Regions from separate parts of the Homo sapiens genome. Here regions 1, 3 and 4 are each linked to region 2. Evidence: chromatin loops called from intact Hi-C (ENCODE). Cell type or tissue: adrenal gland. All regions are shown on one strand. Region 1 holds the start of CYYR1 (cysteine and tyrosine rich 1). Region 2 has its middle 130 kb from the start of ADAMTS1. Region 3 overlaps APP (amyloid beta precursor protein). Region 4 has its middle 54 kb from the start of GABPA.

Region 1 (8,000 bases), 150 kb before region 2:
TGGGGTATCTATCTAAAGGGAAATAAATCATTCTATCAAAAAGACAAATGCAGTTGTACATTCGTCACAGCACTATTCAAAATAGTAAAGAGACTGATTCATCCCAAGTGTTCATTAATAGTGGACTCAGTAAAGAAAATGTGGTACATACACACCGTGGAATACTATGCAGCCAGAAAAAAAAAAGAATAAAATCATGTCCTTTGCAGCAACATGGATGAAACTGGAGGCCATCATCCTATGCAAATTAATTCAGGAACAGAAAACCAAATACCGCATGTTCTCACTTACAAGTGGGAGCTAAACACTGGGTACTCACGGACATAAAGATGGCAACAACAGATGCTGGGGACTTCTAGAGCAGGGAGGAAAGGGAGTGGGGAGGGTTGAAAAACTAACTATTGGGTACTGTATTCAATACCTGGGTGACGGGATCCATTGTACCTCAAACCTCAGCATCACAAAATATACCCAGGTAACAAATCTGCACATGTACTCCCTGAGTCTAAAATTAAAGAAGTTGAAATTATCAAAAAATAAATAAATAAAAGCCATTCTGATTGTGAGAGAGCTAATGTCCCCACTATTCCGTCAGAGTAGGACAACCAATGTGTAAGTAACGTCATGGGTGCCTTTTGAACCATGTCCAGGACAGTGACATCTTATTAAACTCGCCATCAATATCGAAGATTCAATTGCTACCGTTGCATTCCGGTGACTACTTTTATAAAGACATGGTGTTATCAAAATATTTTGAGCCAACGTTACAGGAAACCAAGCCCAAAATGTTGTAGCCAAGAAGCTGGATTATACCTGCAGCAAACATCTGGATCATGTTACACACTGGTCATTGTTTTTATGGCATTTTCCAGTGCTCTTGTCTACTTCCCAGAATTAAACTACCCAAAAGGGGAGATTTAACAGAATGGCAAATACATTTACAATCACAACCTCTCCAAAATGAAATTTCAACCACACTTCAAAGCCTTTTTTATGTTGGTTGCTTTCTCTGGGATATTTGAGAATAATTTGACAAAGATCAGTGTTTGCGCCATACAGGAGCTTTTTCTCACTGGAGAAAGAACAGATCATTCCAATTTGTCTTCAGAAGATAAATAATATTACTTCTAATGTCCAAGTTAGTATCCCTGAAAATCAGCCAACTTAAACTTTCTTCAATGACTTTTTGCTGAAAGGTGTGGTCTGGAAGAAGGTTCCCCAACTCACCCCTGACTCCCAACTCACCCTGCCTCCCACCTTAAGGAATGCGCAGAACAGGAAAAGCAGTATCTGGCTTGAAGCACTTGCTTAGAAATGGCCCTTGCAAGCTATAGCTAAGATAAGAGAGGAAGGAAAGGGAGGAGACAGAAGTTACTGGCTGAGGCCCGGAAGGTAAAACCTTGACCGAATCCTGTCTTTGTAGCCTGCAGTGGGAGTCAGACAATAATATCAACACTTCACTGGGTCTCCTTCCAAAAGTAACTCTATAGTACAACATGATGCTTCAGGTATAGAAACCTTGCTCTTATTTGTTTAGCCAAATGAAATGTGAATCTAATGCATTTGCTTTGGGGAAAATAATTTAGATTATGAGCAGTGCATCTACTTAGATTTTTGTCCCACAAAGCTGGCAATTCATTTAATAGTATGAACTATTTTGACTTCTGTGGTGTTCCAGCATCTAACCTCAACCCTTACTTCTAGCCATACCTCTTAGTTCCAACCAAACTGAAATATCCTTTGTTGCATGTACAGATCTTGATTTTTGACTTTGATCACACGATATCCTACTATATCCCACTCCGTCTCGTTGGGTTCAGGGCGTCTATATTTTTCAAAGGTCTAGTTCCTTCAAGTCTTCTTCAATTCAGTTTTCCTGAGCAAATACTGATTGATCTTTTTGCTGAACAAAATAGACATTGTCCTCATGAAGCTTACTCTTTTAAGCCAGCAGTAAGACTTTCTTCTTTGAACATCTATAGCACGTGATTTTACCTCTCCTATGACACAACCTTTTATACCTTAAAGTAACTTATGATCATACCGTAGTTCCCAGAGAAGACTGATAAGAACATGACCTCTTACGGCTCAACATACCTCACTCAGTAAGTAATAGTTGAATGAATATGAAAAGCATAAAAAGGCCTCTGAATAACAAGTCCAGGAATTGACACCAAAGAGCTTATTAGCTAAACACTTCTTAGCAAAGATAGTAAGTCAACTTAGCACTGGCTTACAACTACTTTGTAGCTTATGATAGAGGGATTCCAAAGAAGAGAAATGAATGGACTGAAAACTTTCTAAACTAACCACCCTTGTTGCTGGCCAGCTTCGCTGATTTCCTGAGCCCTGAGGAGCTGGGCACCTAGCACTGGGGAAACAGGAGGAGGGGGCAGATGTGTAAAGCAGAAGCTTTCAGTTTACCACAGGGAATATAATAAACAAACAAACAAACAAACAAAATTGTGGTTCAATGGAGTGGTTGAATAAGTGTGAGTGAAAGTATTAAATATTGTCGAGCAGAGGAAGTGAAAAGCATAATTACTTCGAAAGAACTAATAAAGAGATTTTTTCAATAGAAAATGAATATTAATGCAGTTGACTCTGTTAATCCCTCAAATTCTGAAAACCTTATACAAATTTAATAAAAGAAATAAATGTTGTAAACAGATTAAATGTAATTCTCTTCATTAAATACGAAGAACTTATCCTACTTTTATGAATTTTCATATTAGAAGGTCAGCATTTTTCCTGCCATAAAACATCTTTAAAATGGTAACTCCTAGACAGCCACTAATTTGCATTTCAATAAACAGGCTAAAAATGTCTACAGAAGTTATGGTGACTCTTTTCTAGCAAGGTTGAATGAGAAATTCAATTCTTTTAATACTCAGGTGCAACACTGAAGAACATCATTTCAGTTGCAATATCTTTTTGAGTATCAAAGGTAAATTTCAGTGCTATATATACATTTCGTATTGGAGGCTCAGGGGTGAGCCTGCGATTTTTGTCATAGGACGTTAGAGACACAAAAACATTTTACAAAGAACTTTGCTTTTAGCTTGCATTGTTTTGTGAATATGAACTGATGCAAAGACCACGTGTGTAAGACACTTTATACCTGAATAACCAATGAAAGGCCATTTGGGGCTCCATATTAATCACAAACAAGAAAACCCACTTTGCTTCGTTAATTATTAGCAGTTCTTACTACGAATAATTAGAAGGGAAACCAGATGCCCTTCTCTTATAAACAAGTGTCTATCTAAATCAACGAACCTGTACAGATTAGACCCTGGGTGAATTCATGCTTCTCAAAAACCTTGTGTTTGACTTCAGTCCAATAGCTCAGTCTACCACACTTGTGAATCTCCCAAAGAACGAAAACAAAGCTCTAAGTTTTTTTTATTCACAAGAGGGAAAACCAGGACTATTTAGAAAGCAGAAGATGGAGAGGCCACTGCCTAGCCTATCCAGATAAGTTTATTTGGATATAGTTTACTCTATCCAGAGAGTCAAATCCCCTAAACACGAGACTGCTATTTCCAAGGTGGAAAGGGAAAGAAAAGAAATGCAAAAGGTAAAAGTTAAAGGAAAAGGAACAAAACAAAACCGCGTGCGGCTGGAAGTGCGCGGGTTTCTGCCGTCGCCTCGCGGAAAAGGCAGAAGCGTCTGCAAAGGTCCTTCTGCAAAGGTCCCGGTCCGTCCAGCTCAACCCACGTTAGCCCGGACCGTGACCCAAGGGCAGCCCCGAGCCTCTGACCCTCTCCGCCGCCCTCCGTCACTGACCTGCGTAGACAAAGAGCAGGACCAACTTCGGAAGCAAGACCCCTGGACGCACGGGTAGCCTCGGAGCGTCCATCCAAGCCGGTGGCCTGAGGCTTGGAGCGAAGGGAGAGCCCGGAACCGGAGGGAATGGGGAGGATGGAGGGCGATCAGATGGAGAGAGCAGCGCTCCTGAGAGCCGGGTGGAGCAGAGACCCGGCCATTGCCTAGGGAGCCTTCCAAGGGAGCCCGGGCCGGGCGCGTCCCGGGCCAGCGACTGCGGGACTCCGCGGAGCTGGGGCGCCCGTGGCCCGAGACGGGCTGCGCTGGGGGCCCAGGTCTCTTTGTCTCGCCCCACTGCGCTCAGGCGCGGGGAAGGCGGCCACTCCGGCGTCCTTGGCCACCCAGGCTCACATTTCATCTCCGCGGGTGGCAACGACTGCGGGCAGGGGGCGGGGGTGGCCCCGACTCCTCCCCAAGCCCGGGTTCTTCCTTCTAAAGAGTGACTAGGGGACCAAGAAACTTTTCCTAACCCCTTGCTTTGGCGATTGCTATGGAGTTCAGCCTGCTCCTTTTTAACCTTGCCTCCACTACAATTTTTCCTTTCTAAGCAATGGATGAACAACTTTGCTTTTTATCTTTAAACAAAGGGAAGGAATTTTCAGGGTTGAAGGTATTCGACAAAGAGTGACAGTGAAGAAAACTCAGGATTGGGAAGTACAGAAAGTGTATGGCATCTCTGCTGAAAGCTGATAAAATGTTTATTATTTTTTCCTGTAAATTCAGAAAAAAAAAACACAACAGTGCACACTGTCGTTATGATTTTGACGTTTTGGAGTTACTGGCCTATGCAATTAAACAAGAGAAAGAAAAAGATTTATGAAAAATGAAAGCTAAATTGTCATTAGCAAATGAAATACGTGTATACATGGAAAATCAAAGTTAATCAACTATAAAGCTCTTGTTTAGCAAACCAATAGTTTTCTTTCCTGCAAACAAAAATCAGAAAGTTCTCAATGTTATGCATGAAGGAAAAAAAATGATACGAATAAGTAAAGAGATACTTTTTTCACTAAGAAAATTTAGTAGGATAAAGACAACAAGATTCCCCAAATTATTATATACATTTGGAAATAAAATTGATCCCAATTTTTAAAATAACATGATTTTTTTCAAACCAATCTGATTCTAAAGTTTATATGGAAAATAAATATGTAAGAATATCTATTTAAAACAAGAGTAATGAATGGGAATAATGAATGGGATATTACATATAATATCACAATAATTAAAACAGTTTAGATTAACATTGGAATAGATAGGCTTAGTGAAAGAGAAAAGGTAACCCAAAAGTAGACATGAGTATGTACAGCAATTTAATTTATGGTTTAAAGAAATATCAATGTAAAGTAGTAGGGGAAATGATGAGTTACTCAGTGAAAAGTGTTGAGGCCGTAAATAGCCATCTGTGGAGCCTTATCTTTTTACATCAAAATCAGTTCTATATGAATTACATATTTAAGATACAACTATGAAAATATTAGATTAAAAAATAAGAGGATAACATTCAAATAATTGTGGAATAGGGAAGCCTTTTCTAAGCATTATAAAAAACTCAGAAACCATAAAACAAAATATTGACCAACTTGACTAAATAAGAATTAATACTTCCAGTTGGCAGACATTTAACTGGCAAAAATATTTGCAATGCAAAGTCCTAATCTCATTATTATACTGAGCTTAAAAAAATCAATAGGAAAAACAACCAAGAGATAACTGAGGAAGGATATTAATAGACACTTCATACAAAACAAATAAATATAAATATAGAAATAAAATTGACAGTGAGACATCACTTTTCATGTATCAAACCAACCAAATACAAAACCAAATGAACTCTTAAGGGAAACGGTGTGGTTATATGTACGAAAATTCAAATACACATGTACTTAATTTAGTCAGTTCTCTTCCAGGAATTTTTTCCTGTAAATGCAGTGCTGCAAGGGAATACGAGAGTGGGAGGAAACATCACCCCCAAAATAAACATAAGCTAAGCTCTTTACTGTGTTTTACACGTTGGTGAAGGCCCAACCATCCACCATGTTCTAAAGAAGGCTGATCAGTTCCACCTTTTTTCTCATCCTCGCTGGCCAATCTATCACCAAGTTCACCTAATCTGTCCACCTGAACACCACCCAAACGCATTTTAAATTATCATCTATTTCTGTCCTAATCTAGACTTTTATAGTCTTGATTATATTCAGCCTCCCTGCCTTCAGAGATGTTTGCCAGACTGAAGCTGGAATATTTCTTCTTAAACTACAGATTTCATCATGTTCACTCACTCAGTAGCATCCTGTTGCCCTTAGGTTAAAATTCAAACATTTAATCCAGGGTGTTCAAGAACTTGTTCACTAGGTCCTGTCATTCTTGTAGCCTGATCAAAACATTCCACTGGGAAGCACAATTTCTAAATAACTGGGACAATGGTTGGAACCTAGAGAAAATCCCAGGCATACAAGCCCTTTGAGTCTTGAAGGAAGAAGATACAGATGGAAGTCAGTGTTTGCAGAGCTGAAGAATGGTATCCAGCCTGCTTGGAATAGAAAAATGATTGTCTTTGCAGATGAGACTGAATACAGATCCTTGATGGGCTGGTAGCTGTGATAGAAGAAGGGGCTTCTCCCGCCCACTTTTTGACACAGATCAGGAAGAGGCTGGCTGTTGCCACTGAGGCCCATAGGAAGTTGCAGTGTTGGTCAGGATAGTCTCTTTCAGCTTACTTTTGAGAACAGAAAGACTTCTCATACAGTTCAACAGATTGGTCGAGCAAGCTTGCCTGCAAGTGTACCTTCCAGAGCTGCTACCTTGAAGTATGCTGATGCTCAGGAAACCAAACTCAATTGACATGGAAAGGCAAAGAAAGATGGCAAGCCATTTAAGAAATTGTGGTAGTTAAAAGAAAGGATTTGAAGGAAAAAAAGATGTATATACAAATATGTATGGAATGAGAAACCTTAAGAATACAACATCAGAGGAACTAAAAGAGTTCCTGGAAATTAAAATAAATGTGGTTTGAGGTTTTAAAATTTACAGAAAAAAATTATAAAATAGTCACATTAAAAAAAAAAAACTTAGATTGTTAGATCAGGCCAGGCGCGGTGGATCACGCCTGTAATCCCAGCACTTTGGGAGGCCGAGGTGGGTATCACTTGAGGCTAAGAGTTCAAGAGCAGCCTAGCCAACATGGTGAAACTTCATCTGTACTAAAAATACAAAAAATTAACTGGGCGTGGTGGTGTGCACCAGTAGTCTCAGCTCTCAGCTATTCGGGTAGCTGAGGCAGGAGAATCAGGAGGTAGAGGTTACAGTGAGGTAAGATCATGCCACTGCACTCCAGAGTGAGACTCTGTCTCAAAAAAAGAAAAAAAAAATTGTTAGATCAAATAAGGAGTATTTTTCATATAACAGAGGAAAAAAAACACAAAGAAATAGAAACCACGAATAAAAATATAAAAACCCAAAGAATGGGAATAATGTGCAGGCTAATAGTTTCCAGAGAAACACAAAGTGAAAAAGCAAACGTCAAAGAAATAATGTTTTAAAATTCTGAGCTGTAATAAAATTTGAATTTTCATATTTAAAATGGTGAGTTAGTTCCGAGAAATTTTTTTTGAAAAGAAGCACAAATATGTACATATCTTAGAGACCAGTTTCAACAAGTATAAATTTAAAATCATATACATTTTCATATATAATTTTTATGTTTCCTTGAAAAAGAGAATCTGACAGGCATCAGATTTCTCATTTGCAACCCTGGAATTGAAGAGGGTGAAACTATTTTTAACCCACTGAAAGATAAAGAATGCAATCCAAGAATCCTCTTCTAAATCAGATTTTATTAATATTTCTGATCCACTATGACATCTAGAACAATGTTTATTACAATTTTAAAAAATAGTTTACATGTACAACAGAGGTAAAACAGTTAAGTAAATTAGGGTATATCCACATTATGAACTCATATCTAATGTTTAAAATTGTTGAAAAGATCTTTAAGATATATAGTTAAATAAGAAATGGAATACAAAATGATCTCAACAGTGGAAAAATGCAGCTAATGTTTTCATCTTTTATTGAACTTTCTTTTTCCCCACTTTCTTCCTGGGTATCTCTTTTTTTTTAAAAAAAAAAGTACCTCTGAATGAGGTATATGCTGAAATTTTAAATGCTTG
Region 2 (8,000 bases):
AACAGCATTGTTCTCTGTTATGATTTATAGAGTTGCTCTGAAGTTTTTGTTTTGTTTTGTTTTGTTCTGTTTGGAAGGGAGTGTGATAAAGAGAGCACTTTTGTCCCTAACTTGCTGTAGAGCTTTTCAAAAATTGTTAAATGTCTTGTAGGATGCTTTGTTGGCAAGCATGAGATAACTGTATTGACTTGTGTGCCTCAGCTCCAGAGAAAACAAAATTAGTTTACTGGAGCAAAAAATGTTTTGAAAATTTATATAAATTCTACAAAGAAATGTCTAAAAACTTCTGATTTTGCACTGGACACCTCTCAGCCAAAATGGTAGAATGGTCAGGGGTTGAATTGTGACCCCCAAAAAGATACTTTGAAGACCTATCCCATGTACCTGAGAATGTGACCTTATTTGGAAATAGGGTCTTTGCAGATGTAATCAAGTTATGATGAGGTCATTAGGATGGGCCCTAATCCAATATGACTGATGCCTTATAAGAAAAGGGAAGACTATATCAAGAGAAACACACAAGGAGAGAGCACCAGGTGGGCACAGATGTAGAGACTGAAACCATGTAGCTGTAAGCCAAGGATTGGACAGGATTGATGGTCGCCATCAGAAGCTAGGAAGAGGCAAGGAAATATTCTGTTACTGGAAAGGGGTCCAGATCCAGACCCCCAAAGAGGGCTCTTGGATCTCTTGCAAGAAAGAATTCAGGACAAGTCCATAGAGTAAAGTGAAAACAAGTTTATTAAGAGAGTGAAAGAATAAAGAATGGCCATTCCATAGGCAGAACAGTCCCGAGGGCTGCTGGTTGCCCATTTTTATGGTTATTTCTTGATTACACGCTAAACAATGAGATGAGTGGATTGTTCATGCCTCCCCTCTTTAGGCCATTTAAGGTATCTTCCTGACATTGCCATGGCATTTGTTAACTATCATGGCGTTGATGGGAGTGTAGCAGTGACGACGACCAGAGGTCACTCTCATCACCATCTTGGTTTTGATGGATTTTAGCTGGCTTCTTTACTGCAAACTGTTTTATCAGCAAGGCCTTTGTGGCCTGTATCTTGTGCCGATCTCCTATCTCATCCTGTGACTTTGGAATGCCCAACCTCCTGGGAATGCAGCCCAGTAGGTCTCAGCTTCACTTTACCCAGCCCCTATTCCAGATAGAGTCACTCTGGTTCAAAAGCCTCTGATATTTCTATCCAAAGACTCAGAGGGAGTGTGCCCCTATGAGTGCCTTAAGTTTGGACTTCTAGTCTTCAGAACTGTGCAAAAGTAAATTTCTGTTGTTTTAAACCACCCAGTTTGTGGTACATTGTTACAGGAGTTCTAGGAAACACATACAAATGGCTGCAAGTCAAACATGCAAAAGGGAAAGCTGTTTTTACTTATTTGCTTCTCTTTTCTCTTGGGGTTGGAGGAGAATCCCTGCCATGGAGCCAGCGACCTAGGGCCTGAGAGTGTGGCTTTAGGCCCTTGAGGTGGTGCCTCAAGTAACTCCATGGAAGTCACAAAAATCAAGTAGATTAAAGACCTGAGTGTCCCCCCGCCCCTCCGCATGTTCTTATGATAATGGGAGTGGAGTTGGTGATCAGGTGGGCTGTTTGTTACAACAAAGTATTTGTAGAAGATAAAAGGTTTGTAAAACTAAGCAATACATCTTTTCTTCAACAAACCCTGTCTCACTTTCTGTTATGTGCCTGTGGTCCTCTCTACTGCCCAGGAAGCTGGGTCATTCCACTTTCTCTGATCTAAGAGAAATTGCAGAGATGAAGGAGGGCTTGGCAGTTCGGGGACTAGCAGCCGGTGGTCAGCATCAGAACCAGTACCATCAAAAAACTGCAATGATAGTTGTCAACACTAGGTGGCACCACAGCAAAGCCTGCAGACGCCCCAGTCTCCAAGGAGTGCCACGCATCCCTGTGCTAGGAAGTTATAGGAATTCTCCTTCATCTGTGCGTGCCTCTTGCTTTCAGTAACCTACACCTTTCCTTTCAAACAGAAGTGATGCCTACCTGTGGACTAAGGCAGGGTTCAGCCTTAGAATGGGCTCATAATTCCTAGAGAATCATGATCCTGTAGAAGCAGGTGAAAGCAAAGACACCTGGATGAAAAGTTGAGTAAAAAAGAAAGCACCAATACCTGTGCTTTGAGTCACTTCACGATGTCCCCACCGCCTCCCTAGCTAAGACAGCCCTGCCACTTTCCCTGCCCTCCCCCACTTTTGTATGTCCAATTGAACCCTTTCTACAAAAGTCCCTTGAGAATGCCTGTTGTTCTTCTGAGGATGCTGTTAATACTCACTTTAGACATCACCAGGAGGCACCCAGTGCGGCTGGCTCCATCTCACAAAATGTGACTTCTGCGATCCCCATCCTTCTTTGTATTTCTGGAAACACATGAACTGTACATTGAGTTGGTAAGATCCTTCCTGGAACTTACTCCTGACCACATGATCAAAGCCCTGTGTAGTTTTCATGGTATAAGGCAATAACTCTTACTTAAATTTATTGGTTCTTTTTATATACAAGAGAACAGGTCAACTGCAACCTGTGTTTTAAGCACATTCAAAATACATTATAATTTGTTTTCATTTAACTGTCATCAACTTAGGTGAAAGTCATCCTTTTTAAGACCTTTGATTTGGAAGGAGTTTTCTCACTTGTGTTACATATTATGCCTTGCCTTTAAAGGTAGTCTTCAAACAAATATAATAATGAAAATTGGTTTGTATTAATGTAGTGGTAAAAATTTAGGTCTAAGGAGACAGATGAATTAGGTTTCTCGAGTCAATTTGAATGCAACAAAAAAAATCTAGGTTTCTTATTTATAACTCCTGCATTTTACAAATCTGTCCATTTGAAGCTGTGGGCTTACATAAATCTGTCACTTGGTACATCAAATAATCTGGGATTGCTTACAATTTAACCATTAAGATCTTTTCTAATGCAGCTCATTTTTTAGAAAATCGTATTCAAGCATAGATTGCTGGGTTTTATTTAAAATTAAGATTTTTAAGACACAATATTCTCTTTTATTTCAGCTTTAGATCCCTTCCCCAAACAGTAAAAATGCTCGCATAAAAATAAAATATTATGAACAGATTTAGTGGCAGCTGATTCTGGGTTAAATGCTCCACCTTGTGGTTGAATAAGGAAATTTACTTTTTAACTTTTTATTTAATGATGTTAATATGAAAGTTGTCTTCTCTTTTTGTCCTTGGAAGACAAAGAGACTGCTGCTGCTGATGGTGAAATTATCCATAATGTGTATATAGATTCACCAAGAAGATATGATTTGGTGGCTTCAGAAGCCAGATTTCGGGGTACACCAGAGACTCAGCAATTGACATTGGTGCCATCTGGTAAAACGTGACCAAAATGAACCCCAAGTTAGTACCCTGAAGGTTTTACCCTTTGTGTAGAAACGTTTCCTAAGTCATTCTACACAATAAATTAATACTACACAATTAATACCTGCACATATAGTCCAGAAGGAAATGAAATGGACAGGTGCCTGTGTGCGCGCCTGTGTGTGTGTGTGTGTGTGTGTGTGTGTGTGTGTATGTGTGTGTGTGTGTGTGTAGGTGGGGTAAGGGGATAGGAAATTACAGCTCTGAGGGTGAAACTAATTTAGTTCTATTTTCAGAAGCCTCAAATCTCCACTCCCACTTCTCTTGCAGTATGCAGGAAGGAGGCTGGATCCCATCAATACCTAAGGAAAGCTCACTATCACTTGCTTTGGAAAATGGAAAATTCCATTCTCATCAGCTTTCTGCAGAACCTGGAGCCATCTCAGCCAACCAGAGTTCTTTCATCGAGATGGGCCCTACAGATGCTTTCTCCTTTCTTTTCATCCTAAAGAAATGCTACCCTCATATCTGTTTTTACTTCCATAAGCTTATTTTTCTTTTTGTCACAGAACTTCGTAGGTACATTTTAGGGCACATTAAATTTTAGCTAATACTTATTGCTTCCGAAATAATATCTGTTCTGGTTTTCAATTGGCCATTCTTGCATTGCTATAAAAAATACCTGAGACTGGGTAATTTATAAAAGAGGTTTAATTGGCTCATGGTTTTGTAGGCAGTACAGGAAGTATGGTGCTGGCATCTGCTTGGCTTCTGTGGAGGCCTCAGGAAACTTACAGTCGTGGCAGAAGGCAAAGCAGGAGCAGGCACATGGCCAGAACAGGAGAGAGAGAGAGTCGGGGGTGAGGTGCCACATACCTTTAAACAACTAGATTTCACAAGAACTCACTCAGTATCTCGACAAGAGCACCAAGAGGCTGGTGCTAAGCCATTCATGAGAAATCCACATCCATGATCCAAACACCTCCCACGAGGCCCCACCTGCAACACTGGGGATTACAATTCAACATGAGATTTGAGAGGGAACAAATATCCAAATTATATCACCATTGCATTTTATTGTTTTCTACCTTCAGTAAAATAGCTTCTGACAGCAAAATGAGTCACACTAGACCTCCTGAATTTAAGGAGAAAGGTGTGTGGTCTATTAACATTTGTGTATTTTGTTGTCCTTTCCTTGAAAGTAGAAGATTCAGAAGGAAGTCCCAGGCCTCCTAGTCCCTTCCCCCTGTCTTTGCAAAGAGGATGAAGACGGTAATGCCCCATCTCAGGGAACATGTTCCTAACAGCCAGTTTAAAACCTTTAACACAGAAAGAGAAAGAAATAGTTTTGCTGAATTCATTTACTAGTAATATTTTAAAAGCAGTGTTTAGGCCGGGCATGGTGGCTCATGCCTGTAATCCCAGCACTTTGGGAGGCTGAGGTGGGCAGATCACAAGGTCAGGAGTTCGAGACCAGCCTGACCAACATGGTGAAACCCCGTCTCTACTAAAAATACAAAAAAAAAAAAAAAGAAAAAAAGAAAAAATTAGCCAGGTGTGGTGGCACGCGCCTGTAATCCCAGCTACTCAGGAGGCTGAGGCAGGAGAATCGCTTGAACCCAGGAGGCATAGGTTGCAGTGAGCCGAGATCGCGCTGCTGTACTCCAGCCTGGGCGACAGGGAGAGACTCTGTTTCAAAAAAAAAAAAAAAAAAAAGGTAGTGTTTAAGGTATGTCACATATGTAGAACATCAGAATGAGAAAATGATGACAGTGGGCAGGCTGGCGGGCGACTGCAGATGAAATGTGGTGATTATGAAAAGTGTAGCATCTCTAGAGCCTTAGGCACATGCCTGGTTATGTGTTAAGAGCTATTCAAGAATAAGCTGTTCTAATAATCACAACTCTATAAGATGGGGCTACTAGTGTCCCCATAAAATATAAGGAAACTGAGACATGGGGTCATTGTCACACCTCCCTAATGTCATATGGCTGGAAAGTGGCAAAGTCAGAATTTGAACCCAGGGTCCTTCTGCCTCCAGCATTCATGTTCTTCATCTCAACACTCTCCCAGATTTTGTGGCAACAGTTGAAAATCAATATTGCCCTAAACCACTGTAATTTCAACAAAGATCTATGAACACCTATCATGTGTCAGGCCCGTGATGAACTCTGAGGGCACTGAGATGGATGACCTGGTCCCAGCTGTCCAGCCTCTGGTGAGTCTTTTTCAGCCTGTGAACACAGCTGTGGGAAACCTCCAATACCACACACAGCTTTTGCCCACCGGGCAGGCCCAACAAATGGCGTCTAGACACCACATACCATAGAGCCGCTGCCTTGCCAGCCATGAGGTCACACAACGCACTAGTCCACAGCACGCAAGCTGCCTTGGCGGCGTCTCAGGCCTGCTAATTGGGACAGGTGCAGAGTGATGACAGCGGGCCACCCACAGAGCTCTGGCACACTGGCAAAGACATGAGGAGCGGGAGGACAGGAAGAAGAGAAAGCCTGAACTGCAGCCTGGGCAGTGGTGGCTGGCAGATAAAAACATCCTTTATGCACCAAGAACTTGGCTATTTTTGGAATGGGCATTCCCTAATCTCTAAAGCAAATGGTAAAGCCTCAGGAAATGAGAGCCTATGAAAATATATGCCTACATGCAACCACCAGCCTTCCAAACTGGAAAGATAATTTGCACATATACACACATACACGCACGCACAGACACACATACATACATGCACAAACACTCCGATAATTCTAGTAGAAGCTGTGGATCTTTGTAGGATGTAAAGGGAAATGCTACTTCAGGGACAACCATTTTAACAGGTTCATTTCAAATGGGTAGGTAAGAATTAGAAGTAAAAATAAAAGAAAGACCATCTCAGTTACAGGTTAACAGTTGGTTAGGAGACATCATGAAAATGCTAAAGGAAAAGGAGCAGATTTAGAAGAAGCATGTAAAGAAATAAAGTTGACCTTTCTAGATTCTGAAGTTATCGGCAGAATTGATCTAATGTAAGTATTGGCAGGAATATTGTAGGAAGACACCAAGAGGAATGAGATAAGGTCACTTGATTGCAGGAATTTATAGTATAACAGGGCAAATCATTAAGAAATGTCTAAAGTTTTGGTGGAAAGACGCTCATTTTTATGTGAACTAATGGATGCTAATTTTCTTTCAAATGTATAACTGATATTGAATTTAAATGCTCAGCTACATGTAACATGCATTTCTGTTACAGTCTGTTAGGATCTCAGTGGGACTTTAAGAAATAATAAGACATAGAAACATGACTCGTAATGAGAAGCTAAACACAAAGATAGCGTATATGATTTATATTATGCAACTTTTTTTTAAAGTTAGGAGGCAATCACAATTGCTTACTTAATCTAGGTACTTGCAATTAAGCCATGAGCTGAGTATCAGATACCTATTCATTTTCTCCACATCAAAAGTTATCTGTAGGCCAGGCATGGTGTTTCACGCCTGTAATTCCAGCACTTTGGGAGGCTGAGGTGGGTGGATCACCTGAGGTCAGGAGTTCGAGACCAGCCTGACCAACATGGTGAAACCCTGTCTCTACTAAAAGTACAAAAATTAGCCAGGCATGGTGGTGTGTGGCTGTAATCCCAGCTACTCGGCAGGCTGAGGCAGGAGAATTGCTTAAATCTGGGAGGCAGAGGTTGCAGTGAGCCAAGATCACGGCACTGCACTCCAGCCTGGGCAACAGAGCCAGACTCCATCTCAAAAAAAAAAAGAAAAGTCATCTGTAAATCAGATATTCTTAGAACATTTTAATAAGTCACCTCCTTTATTTCAAAAGCTTATGCTTTGCAACGTATTTATCAAAAAATACCTGACAACTGCACTTCCGTTTGGATGTTGCAAGAATAAAATTAAGATAATATTCATGAAGTCTTCTGAGGCCCTTATTATAGATATTTTAGATAAATGTTTCATTGTTATTAGAAGCTAAAGCAATCTATTAAGTGCCCATGGCATTTATTTTTTAATCGTGAAAACTTGGAAGTTATTTGGTTTCTGTTGTAATTTTAATAGTTACATTTGTAACACAAAAGATAAAGAAAATTTATTTGTTAATGTTTGCTTGTGTGTGTGTGTGTGTGTGTGTGTGTGTGTGTGTGTGTGTGTGTAGGATGACTTATGCCCCGCAAAGATATTCAGCTCTTAGACCCTGTATCCCTGTGTAAGTTACCTTATGGCAATAGGGATTTTGCAGATGTGATTAAGTTACAGATCTTGAGATGCGAATATTATTTTGAATTATTCCAGTGGGCCCAGTGTAATCACCACAGGGGTCTTCATAAGAGGGAGAATTAGAGTCTGCAGCAGACAGCACCATGGAAGCAAGAGGTTGCAGTAATGTTAAGAAGGGGTCATGAGCCAAGGAATGCAGGCAGCCGCTGGAAACTGAACAAGAGAGAGGAATATCTTCTCCCCTGGAATCTGTAAGAGGAACCAGCCCTGATTGCACCTTGACCTTCATCCAGGGAGACTGACTGTGAACTTCCGACATCCAGAAATATAAGAAAATAAATTTGTGCTGTCTTAAGCCACTAAGTTGGTGGCAATTTGTTATACAGAGCCCCAAGAAACTCATAGTGTGTGTGTGTATACATTC
Region 3 (8,000 bases), 840 kb before region 2:
GATCGAGACCATCCTGGCTAACATGGTGAAACCCCGTCTCTACTAAAAATACAAAAAAATTAGCTGGGCGTGGTGGTGGGTGCCTGTAGTCCCAGTTACTTGGGAGGCTGAGGCACGAGAATGGTGTGAACCCGGGAGGCAGAGCTTACAGTGAGCCGAGATTGCGCCACTGCACTCCAGCCTGGGCGACAGAGCCAGACTTCCGTCTTAAAAAAAAAAAAAAAAAAAAAAAAAAGGGAGTAAGAGCACTACAGAAGATTAGTATAAAAGCAACCCATTAGAATAAAGATACAAGACCCAGCGCGGTGGCTCACACCTGTAATTCCAGCACTTTGGGAGGCTGAGGCAGGTGGATCACCTGAGGTCAGGAGTTTGAGACCAGCCTGGCCAACATGGTGAAACCCCGTCTCTACTAAAAATAAAAAAGTAGTTGGGTGTGGTGGCACGTGCCTGTAGTCCCAGCTACTCGGGAGAATCGCTTGAATCCGGGAGGTGGAGGTTGCAGTGAGCCGAGATCACACCAGTGCACTGCAGCCTGGGCGACAGAGTGAGACCCCGTCTCTAAATAAATAAATAAATAAATAAATAAATAAATAAATAAAAGACACAAAATTCATAAGCCAAAAGAAAACGCAAGAGGATAGACACAGTAAATATAATACATTCAGCAATTACAATCTAAAATATGACAGAATTGACATCAAACATGGTAGTTATATCAAAACTAGATCGGCTTAATTTGCCTATTAAAAAAGATTATTTTCGGATTGGCTCGTATAGCAAAAACTCAACTGTGTGCTGCACACAAGATACACACCGAAAATGCAGCAATTGAAATAGCTAAAAATAAAGGAATGAACGAAAATTTACCAGACAAATGGAAACAGTAAGACAGCAGGCATTGCAATCCCGATACAGAAGTAGAGACTTCAAGCCCCAAACAGAACACAAAAGAAATATAGAGCTATAAAATGGCCCTTGGGCATATGAAAGAATAGCCCAATTATTCATAAGATAAATACAACTTAAAATTGTACTGAGATTGTACTCTTCCTGACCCATCATATTAGCCACAGCAAAGTCTCCCCAAATCTCATTAATCTTTTTTGCGCAGCAGCTACTCCTATAATTCTATTTGGCAGCACTTCAGTTTTGTATAAATTACCTATTGATTAATCCCCAGACCATTGGGAGAATACTATCAATATACCTCAATTTAAGAATCAAGATTATAAGGCATTATCTTTTCATAATTATATATGTATGTATATATACATTTGGCTAGACATTTTTTTCATTAGCTTTAAAATTGTCAGAGGCGTCTGAACCAGAGCAACTCCATTTTGAATAGGGGCTGGGTAAAATAAGGCTGGGACCTACTGGGCTGCATTCCCAGAGGGTTAAGTCATTCTAAGTCACAGGATGAGATTGTAGGTCTGCATAAGATACAGGTCATAAAGACCTTGCTCATAAAACAAGTTGCAGTAAAGAAGCCGGTCAAAACCCACCAAAACCAAGATAGCAATGAGAGTGACCTCTGGTTGTCCTCACTGCTACACTCCCACTAGAGCCATGACGGTTTACAAATGCCATGGCAACATCAGGAAGTTACCCTATATGGTCTACCAAGGGGAGGCATGAATAATTCAGCCCTTGTTTAGTAAATAATTAAGAAATAACAATAAAATGGGCAACCAGCAGCCCTTAGGTTCACTCTGCCTATGGAGCAACCACTCTTTATTTTCCTACTTTCTTTAAAACTTCATTTCCTTTTCCTCTATGGACCCGCCTTGAATTCTTTCTTGCATGAGATCCAAGAACCCTGTCTTGGGGTCTGGATTGGGACCCCTTTCTGGTAACAAAATGATCAAAGTTAAAGCTGTAGTTACTGTAACTGAGTTGGCCTTGGAATGCCATCCCATATAGTGCCATGTTTGAGAGCTGGTTTTCATTTCATTGGTGGCATTAGAAATGTACTATTATATTAGGGTTAATTCGCCCTGCTACCCCAACTAGCTAGCTACCTCCCCTTGGGCCAGGCAAAATGGAACAGTAGCTTGTACATATGAATTGTTAACATGTACATATCTTCATACAGCAGTCATGTCTAACTGTCCCTAACAGGGCAAGGGAGATGACCGGTCATTTTTTCTCATGAAAACAAGATACACTCAGGTGAGTTTTGAGTTTGTTCACCATGCAGAATGTGACGAGATAAGTTTAATTTTCTAGCTTAGTGTTTTTAGCTTAAAATGTTGCAATCTAAAGCTAAAATGTTCACCTGAGGCCAAGGACAACACAGCAAAAACAACAGGGCCAATGTGTCCTCAGACCTTTGGAATCGCAGTCAGATATCACTATGAACTGAGTGTTTGTGTTTCCCCCAAATCCCTATGTTGAAACCCTAATCCCCAATAATGGGATGTGGAGGTGGGACCTTTGGGAGGCAGTTAGGATTAGATTAGGTCATGAGGGCAGAGCCTCACGATGGGACTAGTGTTGAAGGGAAATGAAGAGACCATCTTATTCTTCACCATGTGAGGATGTGACCAAGTATCCTCATTTTTCTAAGAAAAAGAGAATGAGTTACTATTTTTTTCTCTTCTTTTCTCCATTTTCCAGTTTCCCATGTCCTACTTAGCCCTTTAGAAATGCAATTATAATTGTTTACCTCTCCTTCACGAGACACTCCCTACAGGGCAAGGCTGTCTAACATGTGTTTCAAAGCTCCAGTGAAACTCTCCCTCACCAGGAGACTGCTCAGGAGACAACAGTCAATTTACAACCCAAATTATGCCCGCTACAAAACTCTCCCCCACCTGGAGACTTTCGGACACCTTTGTAATCGAATTCTGTCCACAAAGACGTCAACTCAACCGCCTGGTAGATAAGGCACCACAACGAGTACAGGGACCTCCACCTGCTCACTGCCTTCCCTGCATGTCATTCGTGCCAGGCCCTCCTTTTATTTATTTATTTATTTATTTATTTATTTATTGAGACGGAGTCTCGTCTGTCTCCCAGGCTGGAGTGCAGTGAGCCGAGATTGTGCCACTGCACTCCAGCCTGGGTGACAGAGCGAGACTCTCAAAAAACATAAATAAAATAAATAAATATCCTACACTGGTCAGGACAACTCCCTTCAACAAGGAATTATTCCCTGCAAAATGTTAGTAGCGTTCAGGATGAGAAACCATGCTTTACAGATAATCAGCTGTCTTAATTTTTATTTCCCTGGAACTTTTCCCTTTGTCTCTCATTTGGGACAAACTTGAGGGCCAAAATATGGCAGCAAAATGTTTTAGATCAAGTAAAGACTGTAAATTAGGTCTATGAAATATTTTCCCAGCACTGGGAGACACATGTTGGCCCCAACTTCCTACTCAGACTTGCAATTAAGACACAACAGGTGTGGGTACCCAACATGCGAAGACTTCTCACTGGTCTGTACGTCAGTAAATGGTCAAGATTGTTACTATGGAATCATTCACACCAGCACAATGGTGCTCCTCCAAGAATGTATTTATTTACATGAAAACACCATTTTATACAAATTGAAGACACATCTTAAAAGAAGGGTTTGTCCAGGCATGCCTTCCTCATCCCCTTATATTGCCACTTCCATTTTCATCTTCTTTTGTATCATAAATGAAACTTCAGACTGGTTAAAGAAAATTGAATCTGCCTCTTCTCCCCACCCAAAATTACTTCGATTATTTAATGTCTGTAGTCATCCTTCAAAGAAAAGTCTTGCCCGGGGTTATTTTATTTAATTTATTTATGTAATACAGTGTAGAAAGCGATCATGTCATAAGCAATGATTCTGTACAATCATCCTGCAGAAAATTGTTTTGGAGAATTCTTGGTAATTGAAGACCAGCAGAGCACCCCTCCCCACCCGCCCCGTAAAAGTGCTTACAATGAACAGGGATTCTTTTCTTTATCAAAGACCCAAAGATACGTGGACAAAAAAAGAAAAGCTTGAAGTCTCAATGCCTAATGTGTGCACATAAAACAGGCACGAAGAAACAAACGTGTGTATCCTCTTAATTCCTATATCACAAATATAGCAGAAGCAGCAATCTGTACAGTAAAATGCAGTCATGGAAAAAAAATCTCTCTAAAGCATCTGAAATACTTAAAAATGTTTAACTTTAAAATGCATAGTGATCAGGAAAGGAATACTTAGGCAAGAGAAGCAGCTGAACTCCCACGTTCACATGAAGCATCCCCCATCGATTCTTAAAGCATATGTAAAGTAGGACTTAATTGGGTCACAAACCACAAGAATAATATACAACTGGCTAAGGGGCTATGTGATAAATAATCAGGAGAGAATCTATTCATGCACTAGTTTGATACAGCTAAATTCTTTACAGTACACAAAACCCATTAATAATGTAGTATAGAGACCAAAATGTAAAGAGAGATAGAATACATTACTGATGTGTGGATTAATTCAAGTTCAGGCATCTACTTGTGTTACAGCACAGCTGTCAAAAGGCGATAATGAGTAAATCATAAAACGGGTTTGTTTCTTCCCACATTATTCTATAAATGGACACCGATGGGTAGTGAAGCAATGGTTTTGCTGTCCAACTTCAGAGGCTGCTGTGGCGGGGGTCTAGTTCTGCATCTGCTCAAAGAACTTGTAGGTTGGATTTTCGTAGCCGTTCTGCTGCATCTTGGACAGGTGGCGCTCCTCTGGGGTGACAGCGGCGTCAACCTGAAAAACAAGAGGAGAGCTGAGTAAAAAATAAAAATCAATCTTTTAAGGGTGAACATGGAGAAGCAGTAAAAAGATAAGGAGTACAGTACTCTTCTTTTGCCAAGATTGCAGAACACCCATAATTTTCTCCCCCACTTTGACATCTTGGAGCAGAACGCCTTTGCCCACCAGTTACACAGATGCTGTGCTCCATCTAGCCACCAGGTGGCGGTGGAAACCTTGACGCGCTTGCAACGTGTCCAGTGGTTGTTTCTGGTTCCCCAACTCCACAGTAAGTGGATAAACCCAGTGCAATGGTATTTTTTCCTCCCCTGTTGGGTCCATAAAGGACAAACAGAGTCAACGGAAGCCTGTTTTACGTGGAAGTGTTTTGGTAAAATAGATAAAACCACAAGAGTATCATGGAGGGAGATTCAGCAAAGTATACTGTATCTTGGGTGACACTCAAATCTGTGTAGAAAAATACTCGATTTCCTGGACTGCTGAATTTAGTCTAGCCCATTTCTATCAAATTTTATGTTTGTTAAAATGTTAAGGAGAGGTTTGAGAATCAATTAAAACAATAACATATACCAAAGGGGGCTATTATTTGGCACAAGAAAAAAGGAAGAGCAAGGACGACGCCATTCTAGATGATGTAATTTTTTAAAAACTGAGAATTAAGATACTATAGAAGTATGTTCAGCTCAAAGTTTAAAATCAGACCCTCTCTGTTAATATGTTGCTTTACCTCTAAGGTCAGGCCAGTAACTGAAGACGTTTTTCTCCCCCTGTCACTGTTAGAGCTGTGTGTGGCATTTACTGTCTGCAGGTTGGGCAGGGTACTTACCCCTACAACGTGGGCAGTGGCTGTTCTTGTTTTACTATATTTGTTATACCTCTCCCCGTTCGCAGAAGAGAGGAGGTCCTTAACTCTGCTGAATGAGTATGTTAAAATTCCTCTTTTGTAAAACCATGGTAAGATGAAGAGAATAAATAGAAAGTCATCAGAATGAAGAGGCATGTTTTCCAGAGAAAAGTTTGGATGTACCATAGAGAAGATATTCCTTCAAAGGGATATTTCCTAGAATGGGCTGCTCATTCATCTCTGGGAGAATACTGCAGGCCCATTCCCCCTTGTTGAGTGTTGCCAAGTGACATTCCTCCCTTATGCAGCTTTTCCCCCTACACACCCCATCTGGCATGGATCTGAGCCTACACAGCAATGCCCCTGAAGCCAAGGAAGAAAAAGTACCAGCGAGGATGTAGTGTCAGCAGTAAGACATGAGGTCTCGAGATGGAGCTAGATATGTCATGACTAGACCACACTGGCTGATAACAATTCAGACTAAAAGATCTGTCAATATGGCCGGGTGCAGTGGCTCACTCCTGTAATCCCAGCACTTTGGGAGCCTGAGGTGGGTGCGTCACTTGAGGTCAGGAGTTTGAGACCAGCCTGGCCAACATGGTGAAACCTTGTCTCTACTAAAAATACAAAAATTAGCCAGGCGTGGTGGTGCACGCCTGTAATCCCAGCTGCTCCACAGGCGGAGGCAGGAGAATGGCTTGAACTTGGGGGGTGGAGTTTGCAGTGAGCCAAGATTGTGCCACTGCACTCCAGCCTGGGAGACAGAGTGAGACTCCATCTCCAAGAAAAAAAAGGCCAGGTGAGGTGGCTCAAAATCCCAGCCCTTTTGGGAGGCCAAGGCGGGTGGATCACGAGGTCGGGAGTTTGAGACACGCCTGGCCAACATAGTGAAACCCCATCTTTAACAAAAATACAAAAAAATTTAGCCAGGCACAGTAGCACGTGCCTGTAGTCCCAGCTACTCCAGAGGCTGAGGCAGAAGAACTGCTTGAACCCAGGAGGCTGAGGCTGCAGTGAGCCAAGATCGTGCCACTGCACTCCGGCCTGGGCAACAGAGGGAGACTCTGTCTCAAAAAAAGTAAATAAATAAAAATAAATCTGTCAGTATAATCAGGTCCCCTGTGGTCCCTTCGGATAGCCCCACTTCATGAAGTGATTGACTCTTTTCAGTCTGGGAGTGAGGTGGAATGACTACCAGTGGCTAATCCCAAGGCAGCTGGAATAGGTAGATATACAGCTCCCTCATCCCTTGGGACAGAATGTTCCATCCATTATGTGCCCATTTTTTTTGAGTTGGAGTCTTGCTCTTGTTGCCCAGGCAATCTCGGCTCACTGCAACCTCTGCCTCCCAGGTTCAAGTGATTCTCCTGCCTCAGCCTCCCGAGTAGCTGGGATTACAGGCACCCGCCACTACGCCTGGCTAATTTTTGTATTTTTAGTAGAGATGGGGTTTCACCATGTTGGCCATGCTGGTCTCAAACTGACCTCAGGTGATCCGCCTACCTCGGCCTCCTAAAGTAGCACTAGGACTACAGGCATGAGCCGCCATGGCCATGTGCCCCGATTCTTACGTTTCCATTTATGGAAGAGACTGTGCGCCACTGTGAATCCCTCCCATCTACCACCCTGTGGCTCAGAGCTGCCTGAGTTCCCCTGCATCCAAACCCTCAGCTTACTCCAATGACAGACCTAGGCATCTCCCCTTAGCACACTCCCACCAACAAGCTCTGACCAAGGCCAGTACTCAGAGGACTCTGCTCAAATGGATGCTCAGCTTCACTGTCCTTCTGGGAGCAAATCACAGATATTTTCCTTATCCTCTCCTCTTTCCTTTGCTGTGCACTGTTGTCAACAAATGAGGTCACCTGGCTTTAACTGGTAACTGTGTAATTAGCCTCCAACTTGTAAGTTAAAAACCATGGTTAAAGATTAGCACCAATAATGAGAGATTTCATTCACTCTGTAAATCTGTGTGCCAGGAGACAGCCTATCTGCAGCAGTACGCCATTTGAACTTGGGCATCATTTTTGCTCCCCATCACCTCGAAACTGAGAACTCAAAGAATGCCCAGGTTAAAAAAAATTATCTTGCTTAGGAGATCAAGCACAAAGCTGCTATGTTTCTGATTGTAGAAAAAAGCCACAATGCTGCTTGATTGTTGGAATATTATACTTTTATTTCTTCCAGGAGGCACATCTACCATCACACTGGCTGTCAACAATCATTTGCATGCATCAAGGGCAGGGGAACACCTGGCAATTTGATAGGTTTATCTCCTCTTCAAACTCCAAAGCCTAACGCTTAAGAGTGCCCTGCTAGAGATGCGAGGCTCCAAGGCTGGTGCACAATCCAGACCTCTAACTCTCCTGTCTTTTCTTGGCTTCTGTTTTGCTACTTGATAATCCTATTACCTTTTGCCACTGA
Region 4 (8,000 bases), 930 kb before region 2:
ACAGGCATGAGCCACCGCACCCTGCCCTATCAGTAAATATTATATTATAAACACCTATCACAAATGCATAGGTACTCAGATGGATTTCTGGAGATGATTCTTTAAATGTGTTTAATTATGTTGATTGATTTTTGAATCACAAACTGATTTTGTTTTCCTGTAATGAACCCGGCTTGGCTCTGATGTATTATTTTGGCATGTTGCTGGATTCGGTGTACAAGTATTTTGTTGAAGGTTGGTTTTTTGTCTGCAAACATAAGAGATACTGGTCTGTAATTTTCTTTTCTTGTTGTCAGGCTTTCCTGTGGGTTTTTGCTGTCCCCATAACTAAGTTGGAAGTGTTTCTTTTGTCTCTTATTTCTGAACATTTTTGGATAATATTGTTATTTTTTCTTTAAATATTGGATAGACTTCACCAGTGAAACCATCTAGCCCTGGAGTTTTCTTTGTGAGGAGACTTTTTTATTAGTGGATTACACTTCTTAAGTAGATATAGGAAAATTAAGAGTTTCAATTTCATCTTAAGTCAGCTTGGACAAGTTGACTCTTTTTCCAAGAAATTTGTCCACTTCATCCAACTTGTCATATTTGTTGGCATAAAATTGCTATTATCCATTGTCTATAGAATCTGTGGTATATCTTGCTTTCATTCTTGACATCGAAATTTGGGTTTGTCTCTTTTAAAAAAAAAAAAAGGTCTTGCTAGGGATGAATCAATTTCATTGATCTTTTTAAGGAATTAATTTTTGGCTTTGTTAATTTTCTGTTATTTGTTGTCTTCTCTACAGATTTATGCTTTTATCTTTATTGCTTTCTTTCTTGTTTGGGTTTAATGTAATCATATCTTTCTGGCTTAACGTGAAAACTTATGTCACTGGTTTAACACATTTACTTATTTTTTGAGAATCCACAGACCATTTATTAAGATAAATCTTATTTGAGTCCATAGACAAGTCTTGATAAATTTAAAAGGATTAAAACCACACAAAGTATGTTCTCTGACTATAAGGGATTTAATTAGAAATCAATAGCAGAAAGATACGTAGAGAATACCCAATGATTTGGAAATTAAACAATACATTAAAAAGAATTTTTTTACTATATACATTTAAAGCTGTGCATTTCTCCTAAACATAGCTTCAGCTCCATCAAATACATTTTAGAATGTCGTACTTTTATTATAATTCAGTTTAAATATATACTAAGTTCCTTTGTCATTTCCTATTTTGCACACTTGGATTATTTCAAAATATATTATTTAATTTCAATATCTATCACAGTGGCTTTTGTCATTGTGAGAAGTTACGAAGATTCCAAATTTCTTATGAGTGGGTATTGTTTGCTCATAAAAGTTTAGCCCATTAAAAATGATGTGGCATATGAAATAACATAACATTTTATTTCCTTTTTTATTACTTCTTTGTAAAATCCAATTTTAAACATTTTATTAAAAGCAAAAAGTTATGATATAGTATTAAAATATTTCATTTTGGGCTGGGTGCAGTGGCTCTTGTTTGTAATCCCAGCACTTTGGGACACCGAGGCAGGTGGATTGAGGTCAGGAGTTTGAGACCAGCCTGGCCAACATAGTGAAACCCCATCTCTACTAAAAATACAAAAAATTAGCTGGGCATGGTGGCAGGCGCCTGTAATCCCAGCTACTTGGGAGGCTGAGGCAGGAGAATCGTTTGAACCTGGGAGGCGGAGGATGCAATGAGCCGAGATCACACCATTACACTCCAGCCTGGGCAACAAGAGAGAGAAGCTGTCTAAAAATAAATTTCGGTTTGAAGAATACATACATCAGTATCTATATATGTAAATCACATGTATTTATGTATATGTGATCTTTACACCACAGGTAACTTAAAAAATGTGAATGCTGTTCCCTAACAGACCTTTTTACTCTCTTCAGAAACTTCATAACATGGATATTTGAAGGAAATCCTAGAGCTGAATTTAAAGACGGGGTTTGAGGAGACTTGAGTCATTCTGTATAGTAAAATAAGATTTTGTTGTTTTGTCATTGTTTACCCATAAAATGAGGGAGGAGAGCTAAGCACTATGCCTATGAAGCCTGCATTGCAGAATCTTTCAGCAAGATTAATGTCAAATGTGGAATTTTAAGATGTTGACATTACTATATGTCAAAGAGTGTTATAACAAAGTATCATTAACCAGTGGCTTATAAACAACAGACATTTATTTCTCACAGTTCTGGAGGCTTGAAAGTCTGATATCAAGGTGCTGGCAGATTTGGTGTCTGGTGAGGACCCACTTCCGGGTTCATAGATGACGCCTTCTCACCACTGGGTCTTCATATGGTTAAAGGGGCAAGACAGCTCTCTGGGACCAATTTTATTTATTTATTTATTTTGAGATGGAGTTTTGCTCTTGTTGCCCAGGCTGGAGTGCAATGGCACGATCTCTGCTCACCACAACCTCCGCCTCCCAGGTTGAAGCGATTCTCCTGCCTCAGCCTCCCAAGTAGCTGGGATTACAGGCATGTGCCACCACCCCGGCTGATTTTGTATTTTTTGTAGAGACGGGGTTTCTCCATGTTGGTCAGGCTAGTCTTGAACTCCCGACCTTAGGTGATCCACCCACCTTGGCCTCCCAAAGTGCTGGGATTACAGGCGTGAGCCACCGCGCCCGGCTGTCTGGGACCAATTTTGTAAGAGCATTAAACCTATTCATGAAAGCTCTGCCTTCATGACCTAATCAGCTCCCAAAGGCCCCACCTCCTAACACCATCACCTTGGTGACTAGGTTTCAACATGTGAGTTTTAGGGAGACGCAAACGCTCAGAGTATAGTAGTTATATCCTTCCATGTCCACTATCGCCACCTGCACATGTGCCTCTCATAAAAATGCATTGAAAAGGTGAGTTTGGAGGCAATTAACCAAAAATCTACCCAGTTTTAGATTTAGGAAATGTAAATCTTAAGGAATGGAAAGCCTTCCTGCAGACGTCTAAGTTGTGTTTGGGTGTGTATTTATTTGAGTATATCTGCATATAAGTGTTAAAGAATCGGAGGACAATTCACTAATACACATTCGTTATCTCTAGAAAAAGGATTTTTAACACATTTGCTTATTCCAATTTCTACTATAAAAATAGATCACTGTAGTCATACTCCCACTTATGGTTAAGATGGTATAACCAGAATGAGGTAAGTCTCATTTATTTATCAGCTTAAACTGAGATTCCAGGGTTGCAGCATGCAGAGAGAGTAGAAACCACTGGGAAGCCAAGACAGCTAGAGTTCACAGAGCAGAGAGAAAAAAATCGCACAGAGATCAAGCTTGGGAGATCTGCAAAGGGTTCCCCTGGGGCTGTCCAGTGAGACCTGGTCAGTAGATATACACGGGAGGATCCTACCCAAGGCTGGGGAAGGAGCCACGTGACAGGAGCACAGGGAACAATCCTCAGAGCATACACAGGAGAAGTAATGGTTGTGCTTCCACCAGCCAGAGAGGAAAACCTTATAAGGCATAGAGTACTCGGAATGCTAGAGACTAAAGGCTGCCCTGATCCTACCTGACAAAGTTTAAAAAGAAAGCCTAGTCCCAGCGGGGCGTGGTGGCTCATGCCTGTAATCCCAGCACTTTGGGAGGCCAAGGCAGGTGGATCACCTGAGGTCAGAAGTTCGAGACCAGCCTGGCTAACAAGGTGTGAAACCCCGTCTCTACTAAAAATAAAAAATTAACCAGGTGTGGTGGCATACACCTGTAGTCCCAGCTACTGGGGAGGCTGAGGCAGGTGCTTGAACCCAGGAGGCAGAGGTTGCAGTGAGCAAAGATCGCACCACTGCACTCCAGCCTGGGTGACAGAGCAAGACTCAGTCCCCCCCCCCCCAAAAAAAAAAAAAAAACAAACCAGCAAAGCCTAGTCCCAGAATAAAATTTAAAATGACTTTTGGGAATAAAAAGTAATAGATTATTGTTAATTTCCATTACTTTAAAATCTGATCCATTACATATTATATGCGTGTATCAAAATATCACATATACCCCCAAAATATATACAACTATTATATGTCAATTTTTTAAAAGTTGTACCCAGTCTTCAAATTCCAACTAAAATGCTAACTGATTCCTTCATCTGAATTTTTGTAGCATTCTTTTATGGCAATTAACACAGTCTATATTTTAGAGATTTTATCCAATTGTATTGTAAATGGGTTTTATCTATTAGGTTGGTGCAAAAATAATAGCGATTTTTGCAATTACTTTTAATGGCAAAAACCACAATTACTTTCGCACTAACCTAATGGTTGTGCTGTAAATTCCCAGGGGATAGGGAACACCCAAGATTCATACAACTTTGTGTAAATATGTTAACCATCTTGCATTATTAGTGCCTTACATAAATCTGATTTTAAAATATATATTTGCCCAGTAAATGAATATTTCAGTAAAGTTTAATAAAAAAATATAAGTATTAACTGGCTATTAATTCATATGAATTTATGTAGAAGTCTTCTTAAAAATTTGAGAGTTAACTTAAGAATCATTCTCATATCATTATTGCCAGCATGTTTTCCAAAGTATGAGCCTAAATATATGGACTAGCCAGTTCTCATGGCCATTAGTGTACACTTGTAAAATTATTTTTATTTATGTTGGAATTTGCAAAGTCTATTTTCAAATCCAACTGGGATTATTTTTATGGCAGAGATTATTACAGCGGTATTTCTAAGTCATGTAGAAAAAAATGTGAATCTGGGAGGTTCTGTGATGCTTAGAGATTTCAGTTCCAACTTGTTCCAGTTGATGTCACTATGGCAAAGGTATCCCACACATGTGGCATACAGCAGCGGGGGAAGGAGGATACAAATCTAATAATGTGGCCAAATCAAGAGGAAACGTATTTGGGGGCAAGGCTAAAATGGGAATGGGAGCATGGCAGAACATCAGGATTCCACATCTGGAATCAGAGGGGCTGAGTGAATGCATTTACCTGATCTTCTATGAGTCAGCAAAACAAACACACAAAGCCATCGTGAGTTTGGAAGCTGTGAAACTGCTGCTCTTTGCAATGACAGATCTTCCTATGCTCTGAACTGCAGCAATACATTGAGGTAGCAGTAATTACAGACTTTCATATGGCTTCTCTGCTCTGTAGAAGTAGTAAATGAACCTCTTGGGGCTAAATTTCTAGCTTTGGGCTCCTGCACCATCTTTCTCCCTACAGGAAGTCACGACAGACAACAGAGGAAGTCCAAAGCAAGGACAACGCTGTTTATGAAAAGGAGTGGTAATGGTTCAGAGTGAAAATTAACAGATGTTGGGATAAAAATGTCTGCCTGGGTACTTTATGGCTCCAAAGTAAATAATATGTCCCTGAGTTTTAGCAGCTGTTTAGGGACTCCTGTATCTTAGTGTTAGTTTAAACGGCAAGGTAAAGGAACTCATGTAACTTAACACTGTTCATCAACACAAACTTACTGGATATCTTTCTGAAATGTGAAAACAGATCTGTTTTCAGATACTATTCAACTGTGCAAGGAGGCAAACAGATGTATTCATTAACACTCCCCACAGAGCATATTGTGATATTTGCAAATGGAAAATGCTGGAGCTGAGGTTACACAAATGTTTTCTGTTATGAAACTTCCTTCCATAAGACCATGATTTTCAAGGAGGATCTCATTTAGGACTGTTTTTTGTTGTTATACTTTCTGTAATGGGTGATTTTTCTAATTAAGATAATTTGCATTTTAACCTTGTTTTAGAAAGTGATTATTCTTTTTTTTTCTGTCTAAAGGTAGATAATGTTACCTGTTTAAATTCATTTTTTTAACCCAAGTTTTGCCTCAGGATCTATAAGTCAATTTTTTATAGTAAGATATTGGATGCCCAGTGAAGAAAAGGTTTTTGCCAAGCTGAAAGAAATTCAAGGCAAGATTGTGAGATGTCATTGGTACAATACACACCAACTAAGAATCCTTGTTTCTGTTTTATGCCTATGAACCAATAACAGTGATCAGTGTGGGGACATTTCATTGGAATTCTGCCTGAGAAAAAGCAGGAGTGTTCAGTCCTTCAGCGCCACCAACAGCTCTGGATGCCAAAGGACCATGCTGGTAGGGCTCAGAGTGCTCAGACAGAAGTATGAGGCAGAGTTTCATGGGGAAATGAGATGGGTCTGAGATGGGTAGGAAGAGGGGGAAAATGGGCCTCTCAATGCTCTCATAGCCTCTTAATGCTCTCAAAACAGCCACTGAGGCAATGAAATTTTTTTTTAACTTTTAGGTTCAGAGATACATGTGCAAGCTTGTTATACAGGTAAATTATGTTTCAAGGGGGTTTGATGTACAGATTATTTTGTCACCTAGGTAATAAGCATAGTATCTGATAGGTCGTTTTTTGATCCTCACCCTCCACCCACCCTCCACCCTCAACTAAGCCCTGGTGTATGTGGTTCCCTTCTTTGTGTCCATGTGTTCTCAATGCTTAGCTTCCACTTATAAGTGAGAACATGCAGTATTTGGTTTTCTGTTCCTGCCTTTGTTCACTTAGGATAATGGTCTCCAGCTCTGTCCATGTTTCTGCAAAGAACATGATCTCATTCTTCTTTTATGGCTGCATAGTATTCCATGCTATATTGTACCACATTTTCTTTATCCAGTCTACCATTGATGAGCATTCAGATTGATTCCTCATCTTTGGTACTGTGAATAGTGCTGCAATGAACATGCACATGCATGTCGTCTTTCTGGTGGAATAATTTGTATTCCTTTAATTATATACCCAATAATGGGATTGCTAAGGTCGAATGGTAATTCTAAGTTCTCTAAGAAATCACCAAACTGCTTTCTGCAGTGGCTGAACTAATTTACATGAGCACCAGCAATGTATGTATATGAGCATTCCCTTATCTTTGCAACCTCACCAGCATCTGTTATTTTTTTACTTTTTTATAATAGCCATTCTGACTGGTGAGAGATGGTATCCCACTGTGGTTTTGATTTGCATTAATTAAAAGAGATTTATTTATTTATTTATTTGAGACAGGGTCTGGCTCTGTTGCCCATGCTGGAGTACAGTAGTGTGAACAGGCTCACTGCAGCCTCAACCTCCCAGACTCAGGTGATCCTCCTGCCTCAGCCTCCTGAGTAGCTGGGGCTACGGGTGTGCACCACCACGTCTGGCTAATTTTTAAATTACTTGTAAAGATGGGGTCTTCCTATGATGCCCAGGCTGGTCTTGAACTCCTGGGCTCACGTGATCCTCCCACTTTGGCCTCCCAACATGCTGGGATTACAGACGTGAGCCACCACAGCCAGCCTGAAACGAGTTGAAAGGCACAGGGAGAACCCAGGTTTCTGTGGACTCCACCAGGACATGATGGAAAATGGACCTTGAATGAAATTCCTTGATTACGTGGCTAGGAAGACTCCTGGTATCTGCTGTGGTAACTTCAAGCCACAGAGGAGAGACAGAAAATTCCCTGAGTCCGGGGGATAATAGTCATGACAAGGGTGAAACAGAAAACGAAAAAAAAAGAGAGGAAGGGTTGATACCTGTTGACAGAATAAACACTACAAAGGAAAATCATCCTTGTAAAGTAAATTCTGTCAACATGAATCTTGTTCGTCAAATTTGATTTTAATATTGAGAGTAAGATAGTTTTCAGTTTGTCTGCTGGGACCATGATGAAGCACTTTCTTCATCTAGAATTTCCCTGGTGATCTTTCTGGGGATATTTTTCTGTATCCCAAGCTTTCAGCAAATTTTGATGTGTTGCCCACTTTGTGTGAAGAGAGATACAAAAGAAGCTTATGTGACCCCTGCTTCCCCATGTGCAAGACAAAACTGGCCCCTAATGAATTGAGATGAGATTCCCAAGATTTGGGGACTTCATGGAAGGGTAAAATTACAAAACAATAACAATGTTCTAGTTTTCTAAGGCTGCCATAACAAAGTCCTATGGACTAGGTGGCTTTAACAACAGGAATTTATTTCCTCACAATTCTGGAAGTTAGCAATCCAAA

Evidence for each region. A loop is a pair of places that touch in the nucleus more often than their neighbours do. Peaks named below come from ENCODE experiments on the same cell type or tissue, not always from the same donor. Only the 100,000 strongest peaks of a DNase experiment are listed, where the experiment ranks them.
Region 1: it touches region 2 in a loop (2.4-fold over the local background); 2 of 110 quality-filtered maps call a loop at or near these places.
Region 3: a loop joins it to region 2, with 4 times the contacts of the local background. A loop is called at or near these places in 88 of 110 quality-filtered maps.
Region 4: it touches region 2 in a loop (2.7-fold over the local background); 25 of 110 quality-filtered maps call a loop at or near these places.

Annotation. Positions count from the first base shown.
Region 1 is chr21:26,569,079-26,577,078 of GRCh38, forward strand. It overlaps CYYR1 (cysteine and tyrosine rich 1), which reads right to left and starts at 4,208. Exons shown (of 4, transcript NM_001320768.2): 1 at 3,790-4,208. The coding sequence starts at 3,862. It overlaps CYYR1-AS1 (CYYR1 antisense RNA 1), which reads left to right. Exons shown (of 4, transcript NR_135515.1): 4 at 1-174. In adrenal gland, no CTCF peak of the experiment used is centred here; DNase peaks (open chromatin) are centred at 3,943 and 4,043; H3K4me3 peaks cover 3,801 bases; H3K27ac peaks cover 3,776 bases.
Region 2 is chr21:26,714,216-26,722,215 of GRCh38, forward strand. No RefSeq gene overlaps it. Among named protein-coding and RNA genes, the nearest start is that of ADAMTS1, 130 kb to the right of the region's middle. In adrenal gland, CTCF peaks have their summits at 1,858 (motif pointing right), 2,065 and 3,120 (motif pointing left); DNase peaks (open chromatin) are centred at 1,736 and 1,776; H3K27ac peaks cover 966 bases.
Region 3 is chr21:25,877,046-25,885,045 of GRCh38, forward strand. It overlaps APP (amyloid beta precursor protein), which reads right to left. Exons shown (of 18, transcript NM_000484.4): 18 at 3,505-4,726. The coding sequence ends at 4,625. Among named protein-coding and RNA genes, the nearest start is that of GABPA, 150 kb to the left of the region's middle. In adrenal gland, a CTCF peak has its summit at 4,937 (motif pointing right); a DNase peak (open chromatin) is centred at 4,936; H3K27ac peaks cover 315 bases.
Region 4 is chr21:25,785,469-25,793,468 of GRCh38, forward strand. No RefSeq gene overlaps it. Among named protein-coding and RNA genes, the nearest start is that of GABPA, 54 kb to the left of the region's middle. In adrenal gland, a CTCF peak has its summit at 4,828; a DNase peak (open chromatin) is centred at 4,913; H3K4me3 peaks cover 901 bases; H3K27ac peaks cover 594 bases.